Regions from separate parts of the Homo sapiens genome. Here regions 1 and 3 are each linked to region 2. Evidence: chromatin contacts called from ENCODE Hi-C or POLR2A ChIA-PET data. All regions are on one chromosome and are shown on one strand. Each heading gives the region's core, a stretch centred on a gene start or an enhancer-like site at or near the end of the contact. The rest is flanking DNA. Distances are from core to core; before and after follow the strand shown.

The links. Hi-C counts contacts between places; a loop is a spot of excess contacts on that map. ChIA-PET counts read pairs that join two places held with the same protein, here RNA polymerase II (POLR2A). Pooled maps may share reads with other maps.
Region 1: a loop to region 2 is called in a map with no recorded cell type, with 6 times the contacts of the local background. The contact joins two enhancer-like sites. A Hi-C loop is called at or near these places in 6 of 37 single-sample maps with no recorded cell type and 4 of 50 pooled maps. POLR2A ChIA-PET finds 5 or more read pairs at or near these places in 2 of 52 experiments (K562 and activated CD8-positive, alpha-beta T cell).
Region 3: a loop to region 2 is called in a map with no recorded cell type, with 8 times the contacts of the local background. The contact joins the promoter of PCSK6-AS1 here to the enhancer-like site in region 2. A Hi-C loop is called at or near these places in 1 of 37 single-sample maps with no recorded cell type and 4 of 50 pooled maps. POLR2A ChIA-PET finds 5 or more read pairs at or near these places in 6 of 52 experiments (H1, activated B cell, activated CD4-positive, alpha-beta T cell and 3 more).

What each region holds. Positions count from the first base shown.
Region 1 is chr15:101,498,317-101,502,838 of GRCh38, forward strand. No RefSeq gene overlaps it. Among named protein-coding and RNA genes, the nearest start is that of PCSK6, 11 kb to the left of the region's middle. Within about 2 kb of position 2,180, at least 9 of the 41 ENCODE cell types and tissues checked have a DNase peak (open chromatin) inside an H3K27ac peak, as active enhancers do.
Region 2 is chr15:101,404,945-101,409,922 of GRCh38, forward strand. The region is part of intron 6 of PCSK6 (proprotein convertase subtilisin/kexin type 6); the gene reads right to left. Among named protein-coding and RNA genes, the nearest start is that of PCSK6-AS1, 73 kb to the left of the region's middle. Within about 2 kb of position 1,812, at least 2 of the 41 ENCODE cell types and tissues checked have a DNase peak (open chromatin) inside an H3K27ac peak, as active enhancers do.
Region 3 is chr15:101,331,963-101,336,861 of GRCh38, forward strand. It overlaps PCSK6-AS1 (PCSK6 antisense RNA 1), which reads left to right and starts at 2,475. Exons shown (of 3, transcript NR_132373.1): 1 at 2,475-2,551; 2 at 4,816-4,899. PCSK6 (proprotein convertase subtilisin/kexin type 6) reads right to left here. Exons shown (of 22, transcript NM_002570.5): 14 at 1-69. RefSeq lists a silencer at 2,193-2,252.

The DNA of each region.
Region 1 (4,522 bases), core at 930-3,429, 94 kb after region 2:
GCAGAGGGCCCACTTGAGATCAGCACGTGCAAAGGCCCTGGTGCAGGAGGAAGCCTGGTGTGGTGGAGGAGCTAGAGGGCAGGCAGGGCAGCAGGGGCATTGGCAGTGACAGGAGGGTAGTGGGAGAGGGGATGAGAGGCACGGCCAGAGGCCAGGCTGTGACAGCTTCATCAGCCTTGGCAAGAATTTGGACTCCATCCCAAGAAGGGTGGAAAGCGGAGGAGGGGCACTCCCACAGCTCCAACCCACCTGGCCTCCAAGGCCTTCTGACCTGCACCCGCAGCCCCACGCTGTCTTCAAGAGGCCGGGAACCTTGGGTCCCACATCTTCACCTCCTTACTCAATATCTCCACTCTCTGTGGCCTCTGAAATCCAGAGCAGCCTGTTCTAACCTCCTCACCCCCACCCGGACCAGACCCTGGCCTCAAGGGCATGCTGTGGCCTTCATGCCCTGACCCAGTGTGGGCTCGGCCTGACTCCCACCTCTCACCAGTTCCCTCACCCGTCCCCAGGCTTCCCACCCTAGCCGAGGGCCCTGTCGCACTGTCTGTGGTGTTCACTTCCCAGGTGGTCTCTCTAGCTCCAGCCGCTGCCCCTCATCACCCTCCCTGCCGTCTCCAGAGTCTTGGTTCCCAGGCACTCCCATGAGACGACTTAGACCATCAGTGAGTCTTCTCAGCCAGCAGGGTGGAGATCAAACTCAGGGGCACGGCCTTTAGCAAGCTGGCACTGTTTTTCTTGCTCTTCCTGTCCCACCATAGGGCCAGTTGCTGCTCCCAGACGGACTGGCCCTTCAGGCCCGGGCACCTTAGCTTCCACTATTTCTTCCTGACTGGATTCTTCTCGGTCTCCAGGCAGAATGGCTCTCCCTGGCTGTAGGACCTTATGTTTGGGGGCCCAACTGTGATTTGTGGCCTCACTGCCAGCCCTGTGTGTGACTCACGGTGAGGCCTCAGCAGCTGTTCCCTGCACCCCCATCTAAAACAGCTCCCTGCACCCCCATTTCTCACTGGCAAGATGAAGCCTCAGACCTGGCAATCTCGCTCCACCCCTATTTAAACAAGGCAGAACCTCTGATCTGGAATGTTCCCACTGCAGCCTCTCCCAGAGCCTTGGGAAGGAGTTGGCTAATACAATGCTGGGTGGCAGGGCTGTGCCAGCAGTGCAGTGATTTTTAAAATATGTGTTAGAGCCCTGGGTTTTTCCTATAAATGAGATGGTCGGCCATCATCCTAAATGTCACTCCCTCACTATTAGGCCACAGTGATGTTCCTAAAAGAGTCAACAGTAAAGACCTGTTTGTAGGTATCTAGGAGCCGGCAGCAGACCCTGGGGACACAGGACCAAACGTAGGGAGGTTTCAACTCTGGATCTCCATCGATTCTGAGCACCTCGGTGACCGGGGTGGGCTTCAGGCTTCCTGAGCTGGGGCTACAGGAGTGCAAAGGGGTTTTATGATGAGTCCATGTATTAAATGAAATAAGGGCCCACAGAAAAGAGAAGGCTGGGACCGCAGGTGTCCAAGAAGCAAGGCACAGAGGCAAGCAGGTTCCTTCCCACACGCAGCTGAGGTCCACTCAAAAGGTGATCCTGAAGAAATTATGCTAGAATCAGCAGAGTGGGCCTCGGCTGAGTGTGGAATCCAGCCCACTACTTGCTGGCTGTGTGACCCTGGACCAGGCACCTACCCTCCTATGCTTCCGTTTTCTCTGCTGCAGAAGAGGCTGCCAATGATGCCTTCCCTTAGGGAGTGAGCCAGGCCGTAATTCAAGGCTAGGCAGCACCTGGCAGCTGGCATGCTGGCAGCAGACCTCCTGACACACGTGCCCTTGGTTTGGCAGATGCTGGCAAGGGTTGTGGTGACAGCGGACACGTGAACCACGACAGCTGGAAGGGAACAGTGGAGGGGAGGGCACTATGCTGAGTCACATTTAGACCTCACTAAAACCGAAGTGGTTCCTGTTAACTTGCTTTGGTCTATGTGGTGGATTTAGGGCTTCCAAAAATCCTCTTAAGGCTTTTTATATCCTCCTCACTATTTATAGTCTAAACTCCCCCAAATCCCCAACCCAGACAAAATCATTCCTGCTATGTTTTCTTTCGATGCCAAGCTCACCAGCAGCAGAGAACATAGCTGCATGACATGGGGCCCGATAGGCTGCTCATGCCTGTGCCCCTCCCTCCAGGAGTGAGACTTGGGAAATCCTTTACCCTCTGCAGGTTCTGTGTTTATCCTTTGCAGGGTCACCTGCCACAATGTCCAACTCCTGCCACCCACAGGAACTCCAGCAATGCTACTGATTCCCACCATCCAATATTGTGATTTTTCAAAGGTTGAAAATTTGATAAGCAAACAACACATATGTGGCCCAAATAATTTTGCATCTGGGTCTTTTCATCTGGACTGAGGCCAATGCCCTTATTCTTCTTCCTTCTCCTTCGGAGCCCTTTCTCCCTCCATCCTGTAAAAGTAATCTTTCATTAGAAATCAGCAAAGTGGAACAGTATACTCCCTCCTGAGCATGTACCAGTCACAGGTCACAGGTGATCACCACTGTCAAGAAGAAAGTCTAATTCAGTCCTCACCTTTGATAGACGGGAAGTCTGGAACCTTCTTAGTCACGGCCTCTCAGGCAGAAGATAACAGAAGACTTGCCACAGTGCATGGCAGGGCCACAAGACAGCAGGAGGGGAAGTGACACTCAAGTCCTGTCTCCTGGAATAGGCAGGGGATGGTCCAAGTGAAGTGGGATTGCTCAGGCAGGAGGAGAAGAGGCAGAGGGGCACTGTGGCTAGGGAAGAGGCTCCAGCCCTGACCACCTGGGTTCTCATCCCAGCTCGGCCACCTCCCAGCTGCCTGACCTCAGATGAGTCCATTGACCTCTCTGGGCCTCAGTTTTCCCAGCTGAGCATAAAATGGGCATATTTGTGTCCACCTTAAATGAATTAGTGTACAGTGCCTGGACCTGGGCCTGGCACTCAGACAGCATTATGTGAGAGCTGTTCTCATCAGGCCAGAGGTTTAGCAATACCTCATTGCTACTTGTAAACATGCCTGGTTCTGGAAGTGTCTGTGTGGGTGTGTCTGAGTTAACACAGACATGCCCCAGGCTGGCCAACCCCACAGGCCGGACTTGTATCTCCCCCAGCAGAGACCCCCAGGCCAGCCTCTCCTCTCCCTCCACAGCCCAGACCTAGAAGGACTGCACAGCCTGGGGACCTCAGCTCCTTCCCCTACGTGCCTGGTGAAAGGAGGGAAACAGGCAGTGAAGAAAGAAGGAGCAGAGGAGGAGACAAAAACTCACCTCTCCTGAACCCTCTGTAAGGCTTTTGCATGCATTCGTGTCTGAGCTCCTAAAGTCCGTGTCCTGTTTTACAAACAAGAAAGCCCCGATCCTCCGAGGGAGCCAGGGCTTTGCCTGAGGTCTTGTCAGGTGAACAGTTAGGGTTCTGGAATGGGTGGCTGTGAAGGCACAAGGCAAAGGCAGAGGGAGGAGCCTGGGCAGCCACCCGGCCCCATCTCTTCCTGCCACGCCGTGAGGGCATCCTCAGATAAGGACCCAGGCACAAGAACCTTGACGGGAGGGGAGAAGGACACCCCGGCTGGCCCATCCCCACGGGTCGGTAGAAACAGGAGACAGGCCCGAGGACTCCCTGGTGACCAGGGACCATCTGTGGCATCCCCCTCCAGGACTGTGCCCCGGGGAGAACCGCTCACTGGGGATCAGCAGGCTGCACTGTTGCCCCCTGGAGGATGCAGAAGGAGAGAGACACGGTGCCCGGACTCGGCAGCCCCATGATCCCAAGCTGGGAACCCCCCGGGCAGGCTTCAGACTCCTTTACTGTCTGCCTGTCACCCCCAGGCCCCTCCTGCCAGGGGGAGCTCAAGGGAGTGAGTCCCCCTGGTGGCGGGGAAGCCCGTCCTTTGGGATGGAAAAGCCCGAGGCCGCCCCAGCTCCCTGGCCACCATCGTGCAAAGGCAGCAAGGCGGACAGTCAAAGGACGTGCATCCTGCAGGGGCTTGATCCTTTTGATGCCTACTGATGAGGGGCAAGTCACTGTCTATGAAGGGTCTACAATGTCCCCAAATTCTGCCCCTAATGTCGCTTTAGAAGTCAAGCCTATCCCTGCTAGTGGCATTTAGGAGCTGAATTATATCTTCTTTTAAAAAAGAAAAAAAAAGGCTTCTCTCCAGAGAAGTATTCAGATGCCCATGAGCTCTGCCATCCAATATGAATATTCCCTTAAAAATGAAAATTATGGCGCACTTAAAAAGGAGCATGTTATGTCAGCACCGGGGATAAGACAATTTATTACTGTCTACAAAAGGAAGGCTCTAATGCCGTGGTAGAGGCTGGCTCAGCGGGCTGTAAATTATGAGCCATTCTCTGGCTGGTGGAAATAAATCCTCTTGTCACTCACTGTGCTCTCCCCTTGACAGGCCAGCAGGCCGCCGGGAGCAGGCAGAGTCAGGAATTCCATGTCCGTGACCTGAGAGCCGCACCACTCCACCTCCTGGGCC
Region 2 (4,978 bases), core at 562-3,061:
AAATACATAAAAACATATGACCAGAATGATTTCCCAACACCTCTCACCATGCTTTTCATCTTGGAAAAAGACTGACTGATGTGTGGGAAAGCAAGCATCACGCGCTTAGATCTTAATGAAGCATCTATTTTCCCCAACACTGACAAGTTGCCAACAAAGAAAAGGTAAATATTTTCAGTAGAAGCCTGCTGTTCCAACATGAGCTTTAAATGTGAATGGCTCTCTGGAAATGCCAAGGAGAAGAAAAACAGTAATGATTTCTCTAATGAGAAAAGAAAGGCCCATTTACTATAAAATGTCAGGTATAAATTTGATTTGGGCAAATTGTTTTGATGGCATTGATGGCAATGAACTCCCCATGGTCAGCTTGCTAACGGACTGCTTTTGGGCATGCTGGGTTCAGAGCACAGCGTGGCACAATGAACCCGCCTGCCCAGTCCACTCTAAGGACGAGTCTGTGGGTGTGAGGCGGGAGGAGTGTTGAGTGGAAGGAAGATGGTTGCTTTGGAGAACCTGGTGCCTTTGTGTTTGAGGGAAGAACTCGGGGTGCTATGGGAACCAATCCCCCCACTGACAATTGCAGCTGCCCACAGAAGCTCCATCCAGGAAGGAATCACACCAGTTTGCCTTGCTTTAAATAATACGTGCATTCCTATAAAATCTCCTAAACCCAATAATATTTTAAATGCCCTGGGAGAACTTGATGAAATGAATGATTTTACAACTCACTTAGTGAAGCTAAAAAAAAAAACAAAGCCACTTTTTTTCCGTAGTGACCTGTCTTTCCTCCATTTCCCCTGCTTCTAATTTTTTTTTTCAGACAGAGTCTCCCTCTGTCGCCCAGGCTGGAGTGCAGTGGCGTGATCTCAGCTCACTGCAACCTCGCCTCCCAGGTTCGAGCGATTCTCCTGCCTCAGCCACTGGAGTAGCTGGGATTACAGGCACACACCACCACGCCTGGCTAATTTTTATATTTTTAGTAGAGATGGGGCTTCGCCATGCTGGCCAGGCTGGTCTCAAACCCCTGACCTCAAGTGATCTGCCCACCTCGGCCTCCCAAAGTGCTGGGATTACAGGTATGAACCACCGTACCCGGCCGCCTGCTTCTAATTTATATCTCGACTTTCCAAATAGCAGGTTTGTATAAGGCAAGGTGAACCTATCAACATGCAGCCGGCCCCAGTCAGCACGAGACACAGCATTTCCCCTGAAAACTTTCTAGGAAGCTCAACATTAAGAGCAATGGGAAGAACACACCCACAAGCCCACACACCCACACACACACACGCACACATGCACATCAATACAAGTCAGCCCTCCTGCCCGGGGGGATAACGGCTGGAGGAAGGCAGGGAGCGGGACACGCTGGGCCCACTTTTGTTTATTGAGAAGTAATGTATTTTGCCTTCAGCGAATGAATGGCAATGCAGAAGCAATGAACAGGAGCAAATAAAATTAGACTGTCGCTTCCTGAGTGTGACAAATAGGCCTCCCCAACACATTTTGCTCATTAGCCCTGGGTTTATTTTAGTAAGTCCACAGAGAATTATGTTTTGTTTTTGTTTTGTTTTTTTCAGTAAAACTATAGCACATTCTGTTCTATGAGCAGCCATTCCGGGCCAAGTAAGGTTTCAACAGTTACTTAGAAATGCTACAATCCTAAAAGGTTTCTGTCAACCCTCATTATCACCTAAGACAATAGACACGGCTTTCAAATTGCTAACTATGCCCCCACAGGACAGCCTTGTTCTAGGAGCTCCAGGGAGCTGTGGTCTGCCGAGTTGTCAAGGCAGACCTACGTTCGCCATCGTGACATGAAGTGTGTGGGGACGCGCGGGGGATCACCAAGCCAAATCTCTTCCTGCTTCCTGTTCTGTTCCTGATGCCCTGATGGAGCCACTCCACCTCCTTCTACAGTGGAAACACAGCTGTAGCCAGCGACGCTCCTTATGGGCATGTCCTGCATGCAGCCCTGGATCCAGGAGATGAGGTCTGTCCCAGGTCAGGTCCCGTGATAACTGAGACTGGTTCCCCAGTCTGTGGTCCATGTGTCTGGCGTCCCATCTCCACAGCTGTGTCACGGACACAGGTGCGCAGCTCTCTCAGCCAGCGACCTCCAAGAGAAGGGCCGTGACCAGCGTGGGAGGCTGGCAGTGTGGTGTGGCAAGGGTATGGCCCCTGGCAAGATACAGAGCAGCTCATGGTAGGGGGAAGACAGCTGGGGTCAGAGAGTCCTGGAGCGGAATGTCGGCTCTGCATGACCTTGGGCCATAGTCTCAGCCTCTCTAAATCATGTTTTCTACAATATTTATCTGCCAAGGCAGTTGAGAAGATTAATGAAAAGCTAAGTTGAGGCCCTGGCCCTGGTACTGCGTCTGGGATAACTTTGGTATCATCCATCTTCTCCCCTTCCTCTTGTATTTTCAGTATCTGATGCTTTGACATCTGGGGCTTGCTGACCCTGGGGAGACTGTTCCTTCAGGCGCTACCCAGGGTCTCGGGATAGTAAACTACCCATCAGGAGTGTGCTTTTCACATGCAAGCCAACCAATCCAGAGTCTACACCCCAGCCACCTCCATCATGGGCTCTCACACACCAGGTCACTACTCCCTTAACCTAACCACCCAAGGCCAGGTGTCAGGCAGCTAGGGACAGCCCCTATTCCCCTGAGTCTGCTGAAATTATTCAGCCTAGCTGATTCTGAACTTGCCTTCTCTGCCTCACCCACTCCTTCCCACAGAAACCACCACAAGGCCTCTGGCCCGTGTCTTCCCCTCTCTCCTGCCTCCTGACAGAACCCGCTGCTTCTCTGTGTGGCCCCACATACGGTACTGGGACGCATCCTCTTGGGAACTGGAACAAACCACCTTTTCAATGCATGGCAGTGGTCTCCTCATCTGCTGGCCTTGCCAAACCTAAATAATACCGAAAATGATTGTACATATTTAAACAGGTCTCTCTTTGATAATCGGGTCCTGTTGATTCTTCAAAGAACAATACAAAACCTGGAAAAGCCTTAGCCATGGTCTAGAGGTTTGACATCGAGGCTGACCCTTTCACGGTCTCCCCGCTAGGGAATGAGGGCTGGAGAACAGAAGTGCATGGCCCAGGCACACACAGGAAGCCAGTGAGAGCCGGCAGCTTGGGATGCAGGACAGGACAGCAGGCTTCTGAGCCAGATGGAGCACCCGTACATCTGCACCACACGCAAGTACGGCAAGGAACCCTAGAGGAGGCGCACGTGCCAAGAAAGCAAACCCATATCCTGAACGGACCTCTGAAGGGGACACGGACGGCGAAAAGGAGACGTTCATGCCGCCATGAACAAAGGCCACCCAGGAGCTTGTTTCTAAGACTCAGCGTGCTCTCTTCCTGTCTCTCTGCTTCTTTCTTATGTACACCCAGGAAGAAAGCCCCTCAGCAGCCCTCTCAGGAACCCAGGGCTATGCAGCCCACAGCATTCGAGAGCTAGCCTCACCCATTCTCTGCGGGTGTCTGCAGCAGGGCGGCCTGAGGAGGGCATGGCCACCAGGGAGACACAGGGCAGAAGGGGCTATGCCAGTTCTTGCCCATCTCCTCCTTCCTATGGCTCCTGCTTAGCCTGGCGATGCTCAGATCTAGCAGGCAGGGGCCTTGGATGTGTTGGGGGAGGTGAGGGACGAGGAAGTGGGGAACACCCGCTCCCTGACAGCAGCAGCTCCTAACATTCACCAAATCCCCCCAAGCCCCCCAGTGCATTTAAAATCCTCTTGCAGTTGAAAATGCGCTGGGAACCTTTGAAGATTAATCTACAGCTTAAACTGTTCTCTTAAAATGCTCACAGGCCTAAACTGCTTAATGGAAACACTAACGAGACTGAATTCTGTGACTCAGAATTAACATAATTAACCAATTTATGGGCATGGATTAATTTAGCTGTTATGTACTTAACATTTTCGTGTTTATGAAAGGAAAAACATGATTCAGTTCCCCAATCAAAATATGGAGCAAAAACACCAACAGGAATCTGGTCGCTGCCGTTTACTTTTCCTTCCCAGAAACAGGGCAAACATGGTCTGAAAAGATGCACCTATATCCGGGGGCCGGAGCAGGGGAGCTTTTCTGTTTGTCAGGTGGGAGGGCTCCCTGCGGTCTCCAGCTGCCCTTGCTGCAGGCCCCAAATGCAGCCTACTCCAGACCAGCCTCAGGGATCCTGCCCTGTGGACTGGCGATGCTTCTGAAAAGCAGGGAGGCTGAGCGCGGGGGCTCATGCCTGTAATCCCAGCACTTTGGGCGGCCGAGGCGGGCGGATCACGAGGTCAGGAGATCGAGACCATCCTGGCCAACATGGTGAAACCCTGTCTCTATTAAAAATACAAGGCCAGGCGCAGTGGCTCACGCCTGTAATCCCAGCACTTTGGGCGGCCGAGGCGGGCGGATCACGAGGTCAGGAGATCGAGACCATCCTGGCTAACACAGTGAAACCCCGTCTCTACTAAAAAGGCAGAAAATTAGCCGGGCGCGGTGGCGGGCGCCTGTAGTCCCAGCTACTCGGGAGGCTGAGGCAGGAGAATGGCGTGAACCCGGGAGGCGGAGCTTGCAGTGAGCCGAGATCGTGCCACTGCACTCCAGCCTGGGCGACAGAGTAAGACTCCGTCTCAAAAAAAAAAAAAAAATGCAGGGAAAGTGTACCATAATGCAGTGTCCCTCATGACACCCCTCCTGCCTTAGGAAAGTGTCTGAATCTGGTTAAGTATCAGCACACGTGAGGAACTTGCTAAAGGGTAGAAGCCTGGTAAAGTTAAAGGGGTGAGGGCTCCACTCACCTCCCCTGCATATTGCAAGCCTCCCTGAGAGAGCAGGTTCCACTCCGGCCAAGCCAGCACACCTGGCTCCCCAGCAAGCTTTTCTCAAAGGATGCCGCATGGGGCACGAAGCCAGGAGGACCTGGTGCAGTGGATGGGATCACATCCTCAGCCTGCATTCTGGGAGGGGCCT
Region 3 (4,899 bases), core at 1,225-3,724, 72 kb before region 2:
GGGCACTGAAGGTGTGGTACGGGTGCTCTGCTGTGCCATACAGTATGAGGCTCCATTCTTTCAACTTCCCTGGAAGGCACCAAACCCACAGAGTTACCTGCCTGTGCCAAGACCTCTGTCACTCACAGAAATAAGCCAGATGCTGCCTGGCTCCTCCCCTGATAGCTGGGCTCTGGCCTGCTACCTTCACTTCCTGGTTACCTGCTGGCCAGCTGTGCACCTATTGCCCAGGCCACATGCTGCTTTCCCCCAGTGTCTCATTCCTGCAAGCCAGTGCCCTTTTATTCCTGTTCTATCGAGCTGCCCTCCGCTTCCTGTCCCTGCTGGGATGGAGGTCAGCCGGGCTGGACTCTCCACTGTCCTGGAGGCTGTCCTCTGCCCTGCTGATCTCACTGCAGCCTCCCTCGATGCTGCCTCCCCGATGCCTAGCAGCAGCCACCTTCCCGTCTTGGGATATCCGGTGGGTAAATCTGGTGCCAGGCCTGGCTGTGAGTCTTGCCCTACAGCATCCAAGTGTGATAACTGGGTTGCATGGAGGAGTCCTGCTGTTTGGATCCTTGATCCTAGATCATGGGAAGACTCAGTCTTGGGCTCTCTCCTCCACAGCTAGCCCAGGACAGTGAGGGATGTTCTGGGGGATAGCAGTGCTGGTAAAAACCCAAATGTCTGCAGAAGCTGGGTGGAGGAAGAACATCTTTGAAAGCAGGGGGATGAGTAGACAGACACCAGGCTCCATGGGGGACATCAGAGACAGACAGACACAGGAAAGACAGTGCTGATGGGAGAGCTCCCAGCCAACATGGGGGCAGCTGGGGTCCCGCCCCACCGACAGCTCCACAGGGAGCGATGGCCCATGCAGCTGTCTGTTCTCAGGTATCAAGCAAAGTGAAAATCCTGGTAGCAATTTCCAGGTGAATTCCTGATGTTATAAAACACATTATAAACAGTCCCCAATTTATGACAGTTTGACTTACAATTTTTTGACTTTACAATGGTGTGGAAGCCAGATGCATTCAGTACACTCCTAGACTTAATGATGGGGCTATGTTGGGATGAATCCACCATAAGTTGAAAATATCATCGAAATAAGTCAACTTGCAATTTGTAAGTCAAAGAGCATCTATGCAATTAATTAACGCCTATCTGCAGGCCGACTCTGCTGCTGGCCACTGGTTTAAGCTTCTTCTTCTTCTTTTTTTTAACCACGGCATCCCCAGAATTCAGAGCAGGGTTACTGTTTAGAAGGTCATCACCCCACATAGTTGAGGGGGCCAGGGGCCAGTGTGACCTGCCCAAGGACAGCTGCTCATGCTGACGGGGCTCCCGGACGCCCCAGCCTTTCAATGTTTGTTTCTAATTGGATTGGCTCAATAGGAAACACATGCACACACATGTTCAGCTGTGAACCCCCTCAGTGGGCCCTCATGACTGTCTCCTGCGACCCAAGCTGGGGACAGGGCCATTGCTGGCTCAATGTCTCTGTTGGCTGAAAAATCCCTGCTTCCTCTTCCTTTCCTGCCATGGGGTTTCTTGGCAATCAGAATGGTTTCGGGGAGGAAGAATACTGCTCTGATTCTTTGCTGTTGACTGTGTTTTCTCAACACTTACCTCTGCCCATGCTCGCTACTCCACCCGCTGGCTCTAAATGGCAGCCTGTCTGTCTTTACATACCTGCCTATGCACTGTTTCTGCAATGCAGGCCCCTCTGCCAGTACAACTTTACTTTTTGTTCCAATTCTGGAAATCTCTTAGCGTTTCTAAATTCCAGAACAGGAGCTCCTGCTCATCCTCATACCATAAGCCCATAGGCTGTAATCCACACCATCCTGGGTGGGTGGGCGGGCAGGTGAAAGACAGGCGGGACTGGCCCCACTGGTGCGATTCGAAATGGCATTCGACACTGACCCATTTACACAATGTGGCATGTGGCAGCCCTGTTTCATTTTAACCACAGCCTCAACTGGCTAAGTACTAGGTTGCAAAAGGCTGGAGCCTGCACACTGTCCCAAGTCAGATTCTGTACTGCCCAAGCCTCCCTTAGCCTGGACAGGGCCGGAAGAGGTAAGCAAGGCCCTCCTACATGAAACAGCATCCCCAGCATAGCATTTCTAGCACACGGTCTTCCACAGGGCTCGGTTCATTAAGCCCCACAGCAGCTCCCCCTCCCTGACACAGTTCCTAACCCAGCCTACGTGTGTGGTGACAGCGACACAGGAAGTTGTTCTCACCGCTGCAGCAGTGACACAGGAAGTTGTTCTCACCGCTGCAGCAGTGACACAGGAAGTTGTTCTCACCGCTGCAGCAGTGACACAGGAAGTTGTTCTCACCGCTGCAGCAGTGACACAGGAAGTTGTTCTCACCGCTGCAGCAGTGACACAGGAAGTTGTTCTCACCGCTGCAGCAGTGACACAGGAAGTTGTTCTCACCGCTGCAGCAGTGACACAGGAAGTTGTTCTCACCGCTGCAGCAGTGACACAGGAAGTTGTTCTCACCGCTGCAGCAGTGACACAGGAAGTTGTTCTCACCACTGCAGGTGCAGAAAACAAGCCTGGTGAGGAACCTCTGACTCTCCTCAGCTCCTTAGGGTCCAGTTACAGCCACATTCCGACCACAAAGGAATCCGAGCACTTTAACCACCAAGTGGTGCACTGAGATTGGCTGGGGTTGTGATGATGGTAGGACAGGGACCAAGGGCTCTAGAGGCTATCATTTGAGTTGAAGTTTATTTCAATTATAGAGGATGTCTCCAAAAACACCCACAAAAGGCCTGGTCACCAAAACTGGATTTTTATTTTCAGATATAGTTTTGGTGGGACAAACAAGAGGGGCTGCTCCACACTCAGGGTCAGTGGTGTGCACTGTGTGGAAAAAGAGAGCAGGAAGAATTCCCAGGGACCCAGCAGACAGGCAGCCTCATGGGAGGAGGCTGGACTGGAATGGAAGAGAGACTTCATTATTATTACACTCTCTGTTTGACTTTATGTGTGTGTGTGTGTATGTGTGTATGTGTGTATTTAGACAGGGTCTCACTCTGTTGCCTAGGCTGGAGTACAGTGGTACGATCATGGCTCACTGCAGCCCCAACTTCCCAGGCTCAAGCCATCCTCCCACCTCAGCATCCCAAGTGGCTAGGACTACAGGTGTGCACCACCACGCCCGGCTACTTTTTGTATTTTTGGTAGAGATAGAGTTTCACTATGTTTCTCAGGCTGGTCTCAAACTCCTGAGCTCAAGCGATCCTCCCACGTTGGCCTCCCAAAGTGTAGGATTTACTGGTGTGAGCCACGCGCCCAGCCTGTTTGACTTTTTGTTAAAACCACAACATATGTTACCTGTTCATATATAAACATTAAAACTTTTTAAAAGTTTAATGTTTAAAATCTATGAATAAAGTGGTTGTATGGTCAAAAAACCCCATTAAAAAGCAGTAGTACTCGGGGTTTTGATTTTTGTCTCTGAATAAGTAATATACAAGGATGGCTCAGAAATGCAAAAGTATAAAAGTGCATATGACGAAGTCTCCCTCCCCATGGGCAATGTTGGTTCCCCGTTTCTTGTGTATCATTTCTGAAGCATTTTATTCTTATTCAAGCAAATATGAACATATGTTTCCCCATCCTTTTTGGTAACACACCTGCTAGCACTTTCTGCACCTTGAGTTTTCCATTAACAGTGTATCCTTATGATCCTTCCATGGCTGCACAGGAGAGATGTAGTGTTGTTTACTTAAACAATCCCCTACTCATGGACGTTTAGGTTGTTTATAAACTTTGGCAATTATAGTCATGTGTAGCTTAACTATGGGGATACCTCCTGAGAAATGCAGGTGATTTTGTTGTTTTGTGAATACCATAGAGTGTGCTTACACAAACCTAGATGGTACCCCTACTCCACACCTAGGCTATAGGGTACAGCCTGCGGCTCCCAGGCCACAAACCTGTGCAGGATGGTGCTGTATGGAATACTGTAGGCAACTGTAACACAATGATAAGTGTTTGTGTACCTAAACACACCTAAACATAAAAAGGGTACAGTCAAAATACGACATTAGAATCTTATGCAATGACTATTGAATATGGGGTCTGCTACTGATGGAAATGTCATTTTGCAGCACACGACTACACAAATAGTGCTCTATCCTTGGTCACATAGGGAGCAACTACTTGAGGTGAGCAGAGCAAGGGCCCTGGAACAACAGGGTCTGGAACCTGGCTTTGCCCCTGCTAGCAAATTACTTCATCTCTGTTCCTTAGTTTCCTCATTTGTAACGTGGGGATAATAATAACGTCTCCGAATGTCTACCTCACAGGGTTGCTTTGGAGATTAAATGACTTCATGATGGTAAAGCACTTAGAATAGAGACTGGCACGCAGGAGCTGTCCATTAAGGGAAACCTACTGCACACGTCATTTCAGCTGTGTGCATGTGTACCTGTAGGCTACATTACTAGACGTAAAACTCGTCACACGTCACATGTCACACGTCAAAAGGAACGGGCTCCCTTGCAGCCTGCAGCTATGGCTTACATTGCCAATCCGATAACTCAGAAAGGTTAACGTCGCATTTCTCTCATTATATGAGAAACGGAGCATCCTTTTCATATAATTAAGAGCAAGACAAATTTCTGATTTGATAAAATTAAAAGCAATTTATAAACTTGTAAATTTACCAAAGATATTTGCTAGGAACAAGGGATGAGACGTCTAAGATGCATAGAAGCAGATCTTAGCTGCATTTGTAACAAGGGCCAGTGGAATGAAATGGTGTTTTGCTCACACATGGTTTGTATTTTTGTTCTTTCTCTCGATCTGCAAGATACTCATGACAGCCTATGAGGGGCCAGGCACTGACTGAGCTAACAACCTGCGGAGCTGAGAGCTGGGAGCTCCAAAAACGCCA